Regions from separate parts of the Homo sapiens genome. Here regions 1 and 2 are each linked to region 3. A link is a loop called in an ENCODE intact Hi-C map of the cell type or tissue named here. Cell type or tissue: endothelial cell of umbilical vein. All regions are shown on one strand.

The links. A loop is a pair of places that touch in the nucleus more often than their neighbours do. Peaks named below come from ENCODE experiments on the same cell type or tissue, not always from the same donor. Only the 100,000 strongest peaks of a DNase experiment are listed, where the experiment ranks them.
Region 1: it touches region 3 in a loop (6-fold over the local background); 2 of 110 quality-filtered maps call a loop at or near these places.
Region 2: a loop joins it to region 3, with 5 times the contacts of the local background. A loop is called at or near these places in 4 of 110 quality-filtered maps.

The regions. Positions count from the first base shown.
Region 1 is chr19:34,731,523-34,736,522 of GRCh38, forward strand. ZNF181 (zinc finger protein 181) reads left to right here and starts at 2,721. Exons shown (of 4, transcript NM_001029997.4): 1 at 2,721-3,524. The coding sequence starts at 3,516. RefSeq lists silencers at 1-48, 2,754-2,803, 2,904-2,963 and enhancers at 1,569-1,628, 1,846-2,363, 2,084-2,473. In endothelial cell of umbilical vein, no CTCF peak of the experiment used is centred here; DNase peaks (open chromatin) are centred at 2,399, 2,659 and 2,999; H3K4me3 peaks cover 1,714 bases; H3K27ac peaks cover 1,211 bases.
Region 2 is chr19:34,771,007-34,776,006 of GRCh38, forward strand. ZNF599 (zinc finger protein 599) reads right to left here and starts at 2,209. Exons shown (of 4, transcript NM_001007248.3): 1 at 1,818-2,209. The coding sequence starts at 1,835. It overlaps LOC124904696 (a long non-coding RNA gene), which reads left to right and starts at 2,341. Exons shown (of 2, transcript XR_007067234.1): 1 at 2,341-2,688; 2 at 3,261-3,683. RefSeq lists a silencer at 1,860-1,919 and an enhancer at 2,030-2,139. In endothelial cell of umbilical vein, no CTCF peak of the experiment used is centred here; a DNase peak (open chromatin) is centred at 2,235; H3K4me3 peaks cover 1,078 bases; H3K27ac peaks cover 338 bases.
Region 3 is chr19:34,959,842-34,964,841 of GRCh38, forward strand. ZNF792 (zinc finger protein 792) reads right to left here and starts at 4,388. Exons shown (of 4, transcript NM_175872.5): 1 at 3,789-4,388; 2 at 1,027-1,153; 3 at 394-516. The coding sequence starts at 3,821. It overlaps LOC124904699 (a long non-coding RNA gene), which reads left to right and starts at 3,585. Exons shown (of 2, transcript XR_007067236.1): 1 at 3,585-3,832. RefSeq lists silencers at 3,730-3,779, 3,890-4,149. In endothelial cell of umbilical vein, no CTCF peak of the experiment used is centred here; DNase peaks (open chromatin) are centred at 2,760, 3,320 and 4,290; H3K4me3 peaks cover 3,085 bases; H3K27ac peaks cover 2,836 bases.

The sequences.
Region 1 (5,000 bases), 230 kb before region 3:
CACAAGGAAGCTGGCTGAAGGCCAGGTGCCTGTGCCTTGACTGAGGGACACGGCTCAGGTCAGTTTGCTCCATGACTCCTGGGACCCTACAGACCCCACTCCGTGTTCTCCTGCAGCCCAGTGCACAGCACGCTGCTCTGCTGTGCCAGGTTGTGTTGTGTTGAGTTGTGCTGTGTCATGTGCTGTGTCACTGTTCCTGCAGACTCCCTGTCCGGGAGCTCTAGGGCCCTGACCTCTAAGAAGCCCCAGCCCCGAGCCAGCCTCAGGCAAGGTCTGCATCCCTGCTGCCTCCGCTTCCCTGGCTCAGCCTTGAAGCTCCCGCTGACCCCTCTGCCACTCACCAACCACCCATCACCCCCTACTTAGAGGCCAGGAAGCAGCAGGGGTCGTTTCCCCCTTCTCTTCACCCTTTCTCTCTTCCCTCCATTCTCCAGGACATACAACTCCAACAGAAACCAGAAATCCTGCAAATGCCCTGACCCACCCACCAACCCCAGGGCACCTCCTGCCCAGGTATTTGGCACAGGGGATGCCCTCACACCGACCCCATCATGTGCCCTCGTGGCCCCGAGGCTGTAGCATGGGATGCCTGTCTGGCCCTGGACCTGCCCTGGGCCCTGCCCTCTGCCACCGCTCACAGGACAAACCCAAACAATTGCTGTCCTCCCTCTGAAATGGTGGTCATGGGGGTGCAGGGAAGGCCTCACGTCCCTCCTGTGCCCAGGCCCCTCACCCCAACACTCTGGCTGGCTGCATCTGCTGCCCAGAGCCCTTGGTCACCAGGCGTGCAGCCTGGACCACGCTGATGGCAAGGGAGGCCCTTCCTAAGCCTAGAGGTGGTCTAAACCTTCATGGAACTGCTGGTCACAGTGCCAGCCAGAGTCCCAGGTGACGCTGAGATAGCTCAAAGTGGTGCATGGGAGATGTCTGATATCAACCCTCTCCTGGAGGTAGATGATGTCTCCAGCCTGGTGACTTCCCTGGCCTCCAGCCACCACCACCCCCAGTGTCCCCAAGGCTGAAGGTGCAAGCTTGCCCTGGCCCTGGTCCTGGCATAGAAAGTGCACGATCTGGTCATGTCATGCAGGTGAGGATACTTGTGTGCCAGGTAACCTCAGGCAGGCATGGTGGCGCTTGTGGGGCAATCCTGTAACCTGCAGTGTGGTGGGTGGGATGGGTGTGTGTGACACAGGCAGGAACTACTCCTGATGGCAGCTGACGACCCACATGTGTACTGGGTGGGTGCCAATGGGAGTAGCAGGTGAGTGGCTGAGCACAGGCAGGTGAATGAGTGACAGCTACACAAACCCCACCACTGAGCACGTCCCTCCCAGGGCAAAGCAGATCAGATCACAGGCCCAGCCCTGGGAGGCCCAGAGGAGCCTCAGGTCCTCAGGAAGGCTCCTGGCCCTCTTCGCCCTAGGAGGACCCCCCCCCCGCCCCAAGCCGGCTCCACCTGTAGCTGTGGGCGTGGGAGGGAGACAGAGCGCTCTGGCGGCCAGAGAAGGAAGGAAGATGGAGGGAGGGCGGACTTCTGCTCCCTGACGCTGCTGCTAGGCCCCCTGCGGCCCTCCTGGAGCCCACACCTTTCAGCTGCAGTCTCCCAGCCTTCGTCCCCAGGACGAAGCCCACTAAGCCAGTGCTTTTCCACTGCAGCTGGCTGTTCCGCTTGGGGAGGGTTCCCAGATTGTGCAAAGTGAGGAAGGGTCCCCTGTCCCTGCCCCGCAGGGCCCCCACTCCAGGCCTCCCCCATCTCTCCCTGTCTCTCTCAGAGGTAGAGGCAGCATTAAATTAAAATTTAATTAAAATATTAAAAATAAAGTAAAAAATTCAAATATACAACAGTAGACTGTCTGGCTTGCATACAAAGAAGGCCATTGCCCCTTTGGGTGAGCCGGGCAAGGTCAGGGTCTAAGAAGCGCCTCTGGTGAGAAGCGGTTGTCAGGCTCTGATGGCTGCGGGAGGAGTGACTCCTCCCAGGATGAGGGTCTGTGTCCTCTCAGTGCTCACTCAAGTTCCGTATTTCCAAGTCCTTCCAGGGGGCGTAACGCACGTGAGAACTGCCATTTCTGTCACAGATACGTGGCCGCATGCATTTCCAGGAAATGTCCTTGGTTCGCGAACTACAGCTGGCACAATCCAGCCCAGGGCGTTCTGTGAGCTGTAGTCTCCAGCAAGTGAATTCCAAAAAAACCTCAAAGACCTCAAAGACCATACAGGGTGGACAGCGTAGTAGCAGGGTTTGGGAAGAGAGGAGCTCTTTTGCTAGCAAAGGCGAGAGCTCGCCTGGTACAAGGTCTGCCCACGTCCCGGGAGATAAACATTAGTGTGAGCGCACGCTAGACCCAGAAGAGTTTGCCACGGCCGCACGGTTTTCTGGGAAGTGTAGTTTCTTGGTCCCGGCGCCATTGTCCTTAAAAGTAGAGGGTGGCCCTTGGTTCCGAGGTGTATCTTTCACCTCATCAGTATGACTATATGCCCCAGGACACTTCCCGCATGGTCCTAACTGCCGGGCTCTGGGACGACAGCCCCAGGCGGTTTAGTTTTTTAGGAAACCGAGATCTGTTTGCCCGCGGCGCCCCAGGTCCGCGCGGCCGCAGAGACTCCTGGGAAGTGTGGTCTTCCGGTACCTGCGGTTCGTTGCGCCTGGAATTTTGTCCCCTGCGCGGATGATTCTGGGAAATGTCGATCGGCTGTGGGCGGCGCACTGGGTCCGCCCCGCTGTAGCCTCAGGCCTGACGGCGACTCCCAGGCTCCGGGACGATTCTGGGCAGTGTCGTCCCCAGAGGTCGGCGGCCGTTGCCCGCTCACCAGCGACGCGGGGCGCCTGCGGGGACGGTGAGGCCCTGCTGAGGACTCCGGCCAGTATGAGTCCCGGGGGCGGCGGCGGGGCTCAGGCCCTGGGTCTGCCCCGCGGTGTGACCCCGGCCGGTGCCTTGGTTTTCCTGGCCTTCATGTCCTCCTATGTAAACGCGGGGTGATGACGGCGCCGACCTCTTGGCGCTGTTGTGAGAGTGAAGTGGGCGCGTGGTTAGACGCCAGCCACAGTTGTCTTTGGGTTATGTCGTCATGAAGCCGGCGCTCTACAGTTGTGTAACCTTGAACAAATGGGTTCAGTATCTTGGAATTTCAGTTTTGTCATCGTTTAAAAAATAGATCTGGAAAAATGTGAACGCACACCGTGCATAGTGGTGAAGACTGAACGAGCTGATAAAGTTTTTACCATTGTTTTATGAGGATTTTATTTACAGAGTAATTGATTTTCCTCGCAGGTGGCACCTGGTAAATGGTTAGCCCTTGCGGAGAAACACCCTGTTAGTTCCCAGGGAGAGATTGGCGCCCTGGAGAGTGATTACCAGTGTGCCTTTCCATTATGGTGTGTCACAGGTGCCGCAAGATAAGCCTGATTTTTCATGACTGCTTTTTCCTGCCCTTCTGTGCCCTCAGGACACTGCCCATCTCTAAGATAAGAGCCTGGAAAGAGGACTCTGTTGGCTGTTGGAAATTGCAGAGTAATGCCTCAGGTAGGTCGGTGTGTCCGCAAATCTTCCTGAAACACTTTATCAGGACTGTGTGTTTGCTTTGCTTCTCCTGCCTGTTCCCACCTAACCAAGTCCATTTAAGGGACTGGATCCATGGTTCCTTTCAGTATAGGAAGGACGGAGCCCACAGGAGAGCTCCAAGGTATTATCCTCCTCACCCAGTGTTCCTCTTTTCTACAGTTTTCTGCTAGAAGACTTTCTAGTCTTGCCAACATTTTAAAACTGTAATTCACAATGCAACTTTGGAATGTAAGGTTATTCGGTTTATGGTTGTCAAAACTGTACCATGTGGTCTCAAGTGAAGAGATGCTTGCAGTCATCCTTGATTCTTCCCTTTGACTTATACCTATATTCAGATCCTCTAGTTGGAGCTAAGCTATACACTGTATACAGAATCTGACCATTAGTTACCCCAGCACTACCACCACCACTACCACCCCGGTAGTGATAGCAATAAAGCCACCTGGATTATTGCGGTAGCCTCCTAGCTGGATTCCCTGCATCTGCCCTTAACCCTCATCAGTCTGTTCTCAGTACAGCTGTGACCGTGGTCCTATTGTTACATAAATTCCTGTCATTCCTCAACCTATAATTTTTCAGTGGCTCTAACTGAGTCACTTCTGCAATGACCTATTTGTACAATTAGGCCATTACCTTTCTGATCCCACCTTCCTTCTCTGCCTCCTCATTCCTGTGAGCTCTAGCCACTGTCACTAGTTGCTGTGCCATCGACGTGGAATATTCTTCCCCCACATACGCACAAACTTGCATCCTTATCTTCTTCGTGTGTTTGTTCCGTGGTTACTTTCTCAGAAAAGCTTCCCTGAATGGCTATTTGCAATCGCAGTCACCTTCCCTCGCCTAGCACTTCCACTCCTCCATCACTGCTTTGTTGTTTTCCACAGTGTGTGTCACTCACTAGCTGATGTACTGTATGTTCAGTATATGCACATGCTCATTGTCTGTTCCTGGTGGGAGGAATCTTTTTTCTTTTTTGTTGTCTGTTATAGCTTCAGTACCCAGAGGGTTACCTGGCACCAAATAGATGCTTAGTAAGTAATTGTGGAGTGAATAAGATGAGTAATGACGAACTGGTGGGGCAGAATCATGGCATGGAAGGTGAAGCTTGCATAGGAGGGGATGTGAGTAGCAGATGTACATGTTGGGTGAAGTCTGTTTTCTTGGAGAAGTTAGATAATTAGAATTGAAAAACTGGTGTGGTGGTACATGCCTGTTTTTCCAGCTATTCGGGAGGGTGATGAGTTGAGAAAATTTCTTGAACCCTGTGGTGTGCGGCTGCAGTGAGCTATGATTATGTCACTGCACTCCAGCCTGGCGGCAGAGCAAGAAAAAAGTAACAGCTAAAGTGAACTAATGCCAAAATCATTCATTGGTTCATCTTCTAAACACTTAGGAAGTATCTGTTAGGAAAAGTTGTACATGGATTTTGGTGTACAC
Region 2 (5,000 bases), 190 kb before region 3:
CGTCGGCTCATGCCAGTAAGTACTTTGAGAGGCCAAAGTGGGAAGACTGTTTGAGTTCAGGAGTTCGAGGCCAGCCTGGGCAACACAGTGAGCCCATCTCTACAAAAAATAAAAAAAATTAGCTGGGTGTGGTGGCACACACCGATAATCCTAGCTACTCAGGAGGCTCAGTGGGGAGGATTGCTAGTGAGCTGCGATGGGGCCACTGCACTCCAGTGTGAGCAACAGAGCTAGACCCTCTTTCAAAAAAAATAAATAAATAAAAAATGTAGGCTTTTATGCTCGACATACTGGATTGTTTCTGTTACTTATGAGCTATGCAACCTTGGGTAGTTAATCTGAGTCTCCGGTTCCTCTTCTGTAAAGAAAGGAAAATGAAAGAATTTTACTCTGAGAAGAAGGGCGTTAAATAAGGTAATACACAGAAACTGCCTCTCAGCACATTATCAATGCGCTCAGTGAAGACCAGCTACTATTTGTTGCTGTTAGTATTTTTCCTATTTGCTCCTGTCGCACCCTAGGAGAGCTCAATGCAGCACACATCCAGGAGCAGCCTTGCAGAGATCTGGCGACAATGTGACAGAGAAAATCGTCCAATGAGCTTGGCATGTGCAGGAGAGAAGAATGGCAGGGGGAGTGTCCTGGTGGATTGGGCAGTGACTTTGCAGCCATGGTGGGGTATGGGGTGGGGTTGGGTTAGATGAAATCTAAGTAGGATGGGAGCCCCAGAGGATAGAATCTCATTCATTAATCACTTATCGACTAAGTGGTACAGGCCCAGAACAGAATAGTTTTGGGCCTGGGGATGAAAAACAGAACAGAAGCTGACATTCTGGGGTTGGGGGACAGATCCTCAGCAATAAACAATCAAGATAAAGTCAGAAGACTCTAGAAAACAACACAAGAGTGAGAAGACCACAAAGACTGGGAGAGACTTTACATGATGCAACCAGGGAAGCTCTCTCTGAAGAGACCCTGGAACAAGGTTAGATTGAAGTTAGAGAACAGACCAGGTGAGGAAAAATGAATAGACAACTCCTGAAGGTGATCAGAGCTACGAGGAGTAAACAGTGTGACATGCTGGAGAGTAACTTGGGGCCTTATGTGCTCACACTCCAAGAGACATACATTCATGTACACTGTCATTAATGAATATTGTGCTGGATTTGCTTTTCAAATACAAGAGCATGTGTTAAACAGAAGCACGGATTCACTGCTGTTAGGCGGCAAGCCAGATTCATTTGTAATAAACAGACGGCATCTGCAAAGATAAATCCAATGAGCTTCTTGTCTTCTAGCCTCCTGCCAAAAATGCTGCTCCCGCCTCACCTCTTGCCCTCGAGGCTCTCATTCCCTCTCCCAGCTTTTGGTAGGGCCAGACTTCCGCTGGAATGATCCCCTAAAACAACAGCAGGACCTAGAGAGTCCTTCTTCAAAGACGGCACCTAGAGTGATGCTCTCCGAGCAGTGAAAGACAGGACCCACGTCACAAGCGTACCCTCTCCAGCTCCCTCCACAGAGAAAATTACTGAGACTCGCATTTTAGACCCGAGGGAATGGAGGCCGAGGGCAGCGAGGCGACAGCTCCAGGTTAGAGCCAGAGACAGGGACCTCTCCTTACAACTCCTGTCCTGGATTCAGGACCCTGGGTAGGAAGTGATTAGCCCTGCCCTCTCACCTCACCCTCTCCCGGGATCTCCATAACCTAGGGCATCAAAAGGGAGAAGCACAGAGTCCCGGCATCCGCCGTATTACAGCGGATGGGTGCATGCGGGCGGTGACCCGAGCTCGCGCGGGCTGCGGAACCCTCCACTCACCAACGCCGGCGCCGCCATGGGCCCAGGGGGCTGGGTGAGGCCGTGAGAGTCGGCGAGGAAGCCGGTCCTGCGGGCTCGGCCGACCCCGGGCTCCGGCTCTGGGCTGCGAGGGACCTCAGTCCCCGCCGTCGTGTAAAATGCACACAAGGTTCGCGGCGCCGCCTCTGCGCGCCGTGAGGACACAGGGCTGTCGCCAAGGCCCCAGGAAGGGTTTTGCAGACGCTTGTGGGGGTGGGATCGCGGCTGACATAAAAGCGTGTAAGTGGGTCCTATCCTCCTCACTGTCCGTCTCTACTCGGTCTCGAAAAGTGGCCCCTGTCTGGCGTTCTACCCAGTGTAGCGTTGGCAACCACAGCAGCCGCAACCTAACGGCGGACGAAGACTGGACGCCGGAAGTCCCGCCCACGCCGCTACGGGAACGCCCCTCTGCGCCTTCCGTCTATGGCTTGGGGTCGGCTTCCGTCCCTTGTAGCACTGCCTTCTGGGTAATGTAGTTTGACGGAATCCGGGTGGTACCTGGAGCGCACTTTCTGTTCTCGGTGAGGCGGCTTCTCAAGGCTCCCAAGAAAGGGATTGGCTTCACCTCTTCTTAAAGGAGAGGCACACAGAGTTCCGTGGAAATTATCTGAGGCAATGACCCACTCTCAAATGTCTCTACCAGGCAACTCACGCCTTGACTTTCCTCCCTGTGTATCCCTGCGCCAGCAGTTCATCTCTCTGAGCCTTGAGATGGAGATTCCTAAGGAAAATGAAGATAATTATTTAATATGATAATATTAAAATTTCCCCTATCAGTAATTTTCAGATGACATCAGCATTACCTGCGAATTTGTTACCAATGCAAGTTCTTAGTCCCCACCCACTGAATCAGGTACTCTGGGGGGTGGGACCCAGCCCTCTGCTTAACTTGTCCAGGAAAAGTGGATGCTGCAAAACATTTGAGAACCAGACTCTTTAAATTCCAGTAAATAAATGAGACAAAGCCACCTGTTTGGTGGGAAGTAACTAAGAATTGCTTAGCACTGGGCCTGGAACATACCGATAAGAACATAAGAGCTATTGCTGTCATTATTAATATTCTGTATTATTGGCAACATCATCACAATACACTGCTAGGGGAGGGTCTGAGATACTTCTTTGCAGACTCTGATATTTGTCAAAACAAATACGTTGACTGATTCAACAGGAGCCTCATGAATACTGTTTAAATTTTACATAATAATACGTTGCAGCATTTGGCGTATGCATCTTTTTAAAACGGTATATGCAGGAGGGTTTCCTAATATACAGGTAGACCTATTGCCCAAGGGATACTTTCTTACATGATTCAAAACTTAGGATCACTGAGACTAATTACCTGCAGCCCTAAGGGAAGAGTGGAGTTGACATGGTTTCTAGTTTGTGATGTAAGATGGCGTGTCACTGTTCATCTCTAATTCACAGCAACCAGGATCTGACCCCTCCCCATCTGCCCCTCCAGCCCCCAGGGAAGCCAGAACCAGGCACAAACCAGATGGCCCAGCTTATGCCCAGCAACTCAGGGTCACCAGATCTTGTCTCATCAAGACACTTTCAGCCCACCACCCAAACCTGTAGCCCACATGAAGAGGGCAATAATCCTGGACACTGTGAAAAGTAAAAGCATTACATCCAAAGAGGCATCCCCAGGATGGAGCAGAAATAAGAAAACATAATGAAGACACAATTTTGCAATCACTTCTGCCTATATTCCATGGCCTACAAACCACTCAAATAGCTCCACATGTAAGAGAAGCCAGGATGTGCTGTCCTCCAGAGCATCCAGAAAGAGATAATGGGACTGATAAGTCCTTGGCCATTTTCTAGTAAAATCTATTAATTTAGTCATCAGATTTCCATTCTATTATTTATCCTATACATTCTACACTCTCACATGCTTCTTAATGCGAGAAGCCAAAATCTGCATGCAGTCTCTGACCTCATCTGAATGTTAAGATCTCAGGGTGATATGTTATGCATCTAGTCCAGATTTTGGGTGGGGATGCAGCCAAACCATATAATATTATGGGGCCTGTTGGGAGGTGACTGGATCGTGAGGGTAGATTTCTCATGAATGATTTGATGCCATCCCCTTGGTGCTATTCTTGAGATAATGAGTTTTCTCAAGATCTGACTGTTTAAAAGTGTGTGGCATCTTCCCCTCACTCTCTCTTGCTCCTGCTCTCACCATGTGCTACACTGGCTCCCCCTTTGCCTTGCACCATGATTGGAAGCTTCCTGAGGCCTCACCAGAAATTGAGCAGATGCTAGTGCTATGCTTCCTGTACAGCCTGCAGAACTGTGAGCCAAGTAAACCTCTTTTCTTTGTAAATTACCCAGTCTGGGGTATTCCTTCGTAAATTACCCAGTCTCAGGTTTTCCTTTACAGCAAAGCAAGAACAACCTAACACATTTACCAACTTATGAATGGATAAACAAAATGTGATATATCCTTATAACAGATTATTCAGCCATAAGAAAAGACTGCAGTGCTGATATACAATACAGCATGGAGGAACACTGAAAACATGTAAGTGAAAAAATCAGCTACAAAATAACCACACAGTATATAATTCCATGTATATGAAGTGTGCAGGATAGGCAACTCTATAGAGGTTGAAGGTAGATTAGTGATTGCTTAGGGATGGTGGGTAGTGGTGGGACAGCCGATTGATATCTAAGGGATATGGAGTTTCTTTGTGAAGTGATGAAATGTTTTAAGAATAACTGTGGGGGATAGTTGCACATATATTTAAATATGTTAAAACCACTGAATTATGTATTTTGAACGTGTGATTTATATGGTAAGTGAATTATATCTCATGAAGGCTTTTTAAACAAAACAACACTGCTGTAACTTAGACCAAACCAAAGTTTGTGTCAAATCCTGCTATGTAATATTTGTTACATTTTATAGTCTAAAATCTAAGCTTTATTTATGAGGATACTCACTTCATTGCTGAGGTGTGTCAACAAAACATATTAGTAAATTTATACGAACAAAATATTAGACCTATTACTGCGAAAATACAAAACTTGGAAATAGGAAAATTTCTTTAAAAAGAATCCTATTTAGAGTCAAGGGAAGTTATGAAACACATCAAGGAAATGAGTAGTTGCTAAATATTGAGTTAATATGTTATACATTCCTTCTCAGTGATTACA
Region 3 (5,000 bases):
TTTTGGCAGGGCCTGGGCTGCTGGTAACCTGTGAGGGCTATGCAGTGAGAGCATCTAGACCCAGCAAAACCTGCAACTGAGTAGCTGGTGTTCAAGCACATCAAGGAAAAGCACGTATCTCACAACACATTAAGTGTAGGCCAGTGTTGGAAAGTGCCGCAGAGGAAGCTGAAAGAGAGAAACGGAGGCCAGAAAAGTGGGGCACAGCCAAGGGGCCCAACTCAGAATAATAATGACAAGTAGATAATGTGTCAAGCACGGGGAAGGAAAAGCAGAGACGTGGTCTGGCTACTGGCATTGGTATCAAATGATGATGAATAGGAGAGAAGATGCTGGTATGATGTAAACACAGTGGTGAAGTCACATCCTCCCCTAGCTCCCATCGCTGCTTACCAGAGCCAGGCCTGCCATAAGCCCCTCTGGCCATGGCTGATGTCATATCCACACTGTCAGGCACCCAGGGCTCTTTCCCCATCTCCAACTGGGAAACGATGTGGGACCTGAAAGATATAAGTCCTAAGGGAAAGACAGAGTGGGTCAGTGGCCAGCACCTGCCCAGTTGAACTACCCCATGATAGACTACAAGACAGGAAGCTCCGTATGACACAGGGACATTGGGTGGTCACGGCAAGCAGTAACCACATCAGTGATTGGAATTCCTGGCACAGTCAGGCTTAGGAAATATTAGCAAGAGGAAAGGCACAGAATCTAAACCACAGAACTGTCAGATCTGGATAATCACCCAGGAGGGAATGGCCGAGTCAGAGGTAGTCACACAGCTAACCGCAAGACCCCTCATGCCTGGAGCTTCCCTGCAAGGCTTCAGGCAGCAGGTGTGGGGGCAGCTCAGGGAGAGGAGGGAACAATGCACATAGCTCAGCCCCAGAAGCCACAACACACATACCAGGAAAGTGGGGATGGAAGCAGTGCCAGCGGTCTGGCTGTGGGAAGGAAAGAGCTGTTTCTTGGGCAAAGGGGACAGGCAGAGAGGAGCTCGGGACACCGGGGTAGGGGTGACAGCCTTACCCAGCGAGGCTATAAGTGCAAAGTTTTCCAGCATCACATCGCAGTACAGGAGTCTCTGAGCCTCATCGAGGAGCACCCACTCCTCCTGGGAGAAGTAAATGGTCACGTCCTCAAAGGTCACGCAGCCCTGCCATGATGGGGACAGTTCGTTCCATGATCAGTCTCTGTCCTTGGGACTCCCTATCCATCCCCTGCTCACTCTCCTCCCCAGCTCCACAGCTCCAGGAGGTAGCAGGCCCTGGTTCTGTGGGCGCCTCATGTGACCACTGTGTCAGCCCGCAGCAGCAACAGGCAGGGTGCAGAGAGGCACCCTCTAAGCTCTGGGCCTGAAGTCCAGGGCCCAGCTCGCTCTTCTGCCAGCCTCTTCCCCTAGTGTCACCAATGTCATGCTTCTCAGATACAAATGTGGGCTTCTCCTTTAAACCCCAGTCCAGAGCCCTGGGGTGAACAGCTCATACTCCCTCCCACGTGCGTTTCACTCTTTGGACTGCACCACCCTCACAGCTCCAGACCTTCACCACGGCCTCCCATTGCCACTGCTACCTTCTCCCCATCCTGGCCCCTATCCTAGCCATCTCCATGGGCTCCCACGAGTCACTCTGCACATGGCATCCAGAGAGTGCCTGGCAAACATAAGCACCATCCCAGCCTGCCCCAGACCTTTGATGGCCTCCACTGCCAAGGGCAACACCCAGGTAAGGGGGAGAGGGAGCGCTCCACCCTTGCCTTGGAGCCCCCTAGCTCCCCTGGCCTGGCTTCAACCTAAGCCACCCACGGCACACATGGATGTCACATACACTTGGCCTTCTTTGTTGCACATTCTGACCCTGTCATCACTCACACTCATTTAAAAAAGAAAAAAAAAGCCAACCCCTCTGGCCATCCTACCCCCACCCACCTAAGCCCAGCAACTCTGCCAACTGACTCCTCTTGCCCCAAGCTAATTCCCCAGCCTGAGGACAAACCCCATCAAGGGTCACCACAGAAGCCTGGTGAGAACATAGGTGAGTGTGTAAGCACCAGCCCAGGCCTCACTGCAATATTACCTCCTCTACTGCTAAGCCTCAGCATCCATCTCATTCATGTCTACACTCTTTGGGATGATCTGGCCACCTGCCAGACCCTCTGATACACCCACATAGCCCCTCCATCACCACCATGACCACTACTGTTCCTCACCTGTCTTTATGATGCCAAACAAGCCACAGTCCCCAAGCAAGAACCCTGCTCTCAGTTTTCCAGCCCCACCTTCCTCTTTTTTTTAACATCATTGTCACCATGACCTGAAGTTTCACCTCCTAAATCTCACACACAGCTACACTCCCGTCCACACACCAGATGTCACATTTTGGATGTTTCTAACTGTTGAAATAAACAAAGACCAATGAAATGAGAAAAGCCAAGGCTACTTACTCAAAGCTCACTATAGCAAGAGAGACTCAATGCAAGCCGGGAGTGGGAGAGTTTTATAGCAAAAGAAAAGGAAGGCTTCAGGCGTGCCCTGGTTGGAGGCTCCTGTTCGTAGGTGGGTGAACTAGAAGTGGGCATCCTATGTGATTGGTTAGGGTGCGTATCTGCCTTTCTCTGGTTGTTCTTAAATCAGAAGCAGGAGCAAAAATGAGGAAAGCTGTCTGTTATTAATCAAACCCTGGCCATTTGGGACTGCTCATTACAGAAGTTATTGTTTTTACTTCCTGGATTGTCAGTCCAGATAGCAATCTGGCTTCCTGTGGGTCTGACAGACAGCAGGCTGGCTTCCTGCTGTATGGGTTGTTTATTGTAGATAAGGGGGTTGGTTTCCTGGGCAGGTTCTGGGGCAGAGTTCTATTTGTATACATGATCTGGCCATTGTTCGAATGAATATCCAGTCTCTCATTACCTTAACAACTCCCTCAGAACACCCGAACTGTGTGTTCAGCGGCCCACTCTTCAACTCCATTTGGGGGTCTCTGGGACATCACAGGCTCAACTTGGCCAAAACCTAACTTCTACTGCTTCCATGGAAAATTCCTCCTAAAACCAACTTCTCAGTTCATAAAGCTGGATTCATCAAACCAAAAACCATGGATTCTTCCCTCCTCTTTCTCACCCTCCACATCGGAAAATTTGGTCAGCTTGACTTAAAAGACATCAAGTTCCCAATCACTTCCTCTACCTCCAGTCCTCACTCTGGTCCGGCCAGCCGCAGCACTGGCCTGGGCTATTCCATTAGGCTACTCCTTGGCATCCCTGCTTGCGGCTCACTCCATATTCAGTTCTCCACTGTGCATCCACAGGGAGCCTGTTAAGACCTGAGTCACAGCATCTTCCTCCTCTGCCCTAAACCTTCCATGGCTCCCAACACCCTCAGAACAGAGGCCCAGCTCTGCCGTTCTGAGCTGTCTTCAGCCCACCTGCTCTCTGGTTCCAGCAGACATAATATTAATAACACTGACCTGGGTGGGGTTCCTTGAACACTCCCAACTCAGTCTCCACACCGTGCCCCACCCCACCCCCAAGCTTTTGCGCACGCTGGTTCCTGTGCCTACAAAGCCCTTTCTCCCTCCATCCCATTACATTTCAGCAACGGAAGCCACTTTATATAAACCCTGCCCTGATTCAGGATCCTAGCTGGGAGCAACTCCCTTCCAGGGTCCCCTGACTCAAAAGCAAGGAAATGGGAAAGGCGAAAAGTCCTAGAACAAAGCCATCTTTTGCGTCTCAACACCGAGAACAGAAGCGTGGGGGGCCGACAGCGAAGGGCCTAACGTCCAAGCACTCACCTGCGCGGGGTCCCGCAGCGCCGCCGCTGCCATCGGAGTCTGTGGTCAGAGCAGGGCCCCACGGTGCGGGAAACCACGGGGCGGGGGTAGGGGGTCTCGCAGGCTGAGGCTACCACCCACCTGGCCGTGCCCCAGACGAGGTGTGACCCCGGGCTGAGGGTCGCACTCCTAGCCTCAGTCTCCCCCGTGCAAAATGCGCAAGGGGCCCGGGGCGCAGGCTCCGGGGGCGCCGAGAGCGCGCAGCTCCGCTGGGTACCCCCGTTGCAAGGGGTCACGGCTGGTGCAAAGGCGCGGAGGGGGTCCCGGCCTCACTGTCCCCCTCGCGGTCCGGGAAAGCCGGCGGGGCAGCTTCACGGGCGTAGCCCCAGCCGCCCCGCCCCCAACTCGGGGTCCCCAGCTCCTGGGGACTCAGCCTCCCCGCCGGGAAATGACCTGCGAGGCTGCAGTGCAGGAAGTTCCGGCCCCCACCGTGGCGGCCGGGAGAGTTGCCCTCTCCCGTACTGTCATTGGCCTGGCGCCAGCCGCTGGTGCACAGGCAGGGCCTGGGGATCGCGAGTTTCTGCCCAGCCTCTCGTCAGGCTGAGGGTCCAGGGCGGGAAGGAGAGCGGATCTCGTCGGGTCTCCACCGCCGCCGCCTGCAGCCCTCGGGCCTTCCCCTTAAAGGGGCCGCTCCCGAGCCTGCAGCCGCCCGCGCTAAACCCCGCCCACCCTCCGAGGTCCAGGAGGAGAGCCCCAGTGCTCTTCCTGCGCGTGTGGGCATCGGCCAGCCGCTTCACCCCTAAGGGACCTAAATTCACACTGGAAAATGGGGATAGTACCCAATGGGCGGGGTCTTTGCGTTGTAATATTAAATGTCGCTCTGATTCAGGGCTTCTCAAACCAGCAACATCAGCATCACCTGGGGACTGGCTGAAAATGCAGGTTCTGGGGCAACAACTTAAATCTAAGGACTCAGAAATTCTGGGGATGGGATTCAGCCTTCTCTACTTTTTGCGGGGGGGGCGGGGGGGATGGGTCTCGTTCTGTTGTCCAGGCTGGAGTGCAGTGGCCTGATCATAGCTCACTGCAGCCTCCATCTCGGGCTCAAGCTATCCTCCTGCCTCAGCCTACCAGGTAGATGGGATACAGGCGTGCACCATCATACACAGCTAATTTTAAAATTTTTTGTAGAGACTGGATCTCCCTGTGATGCCTAGGCTGGTCTCAAACTCC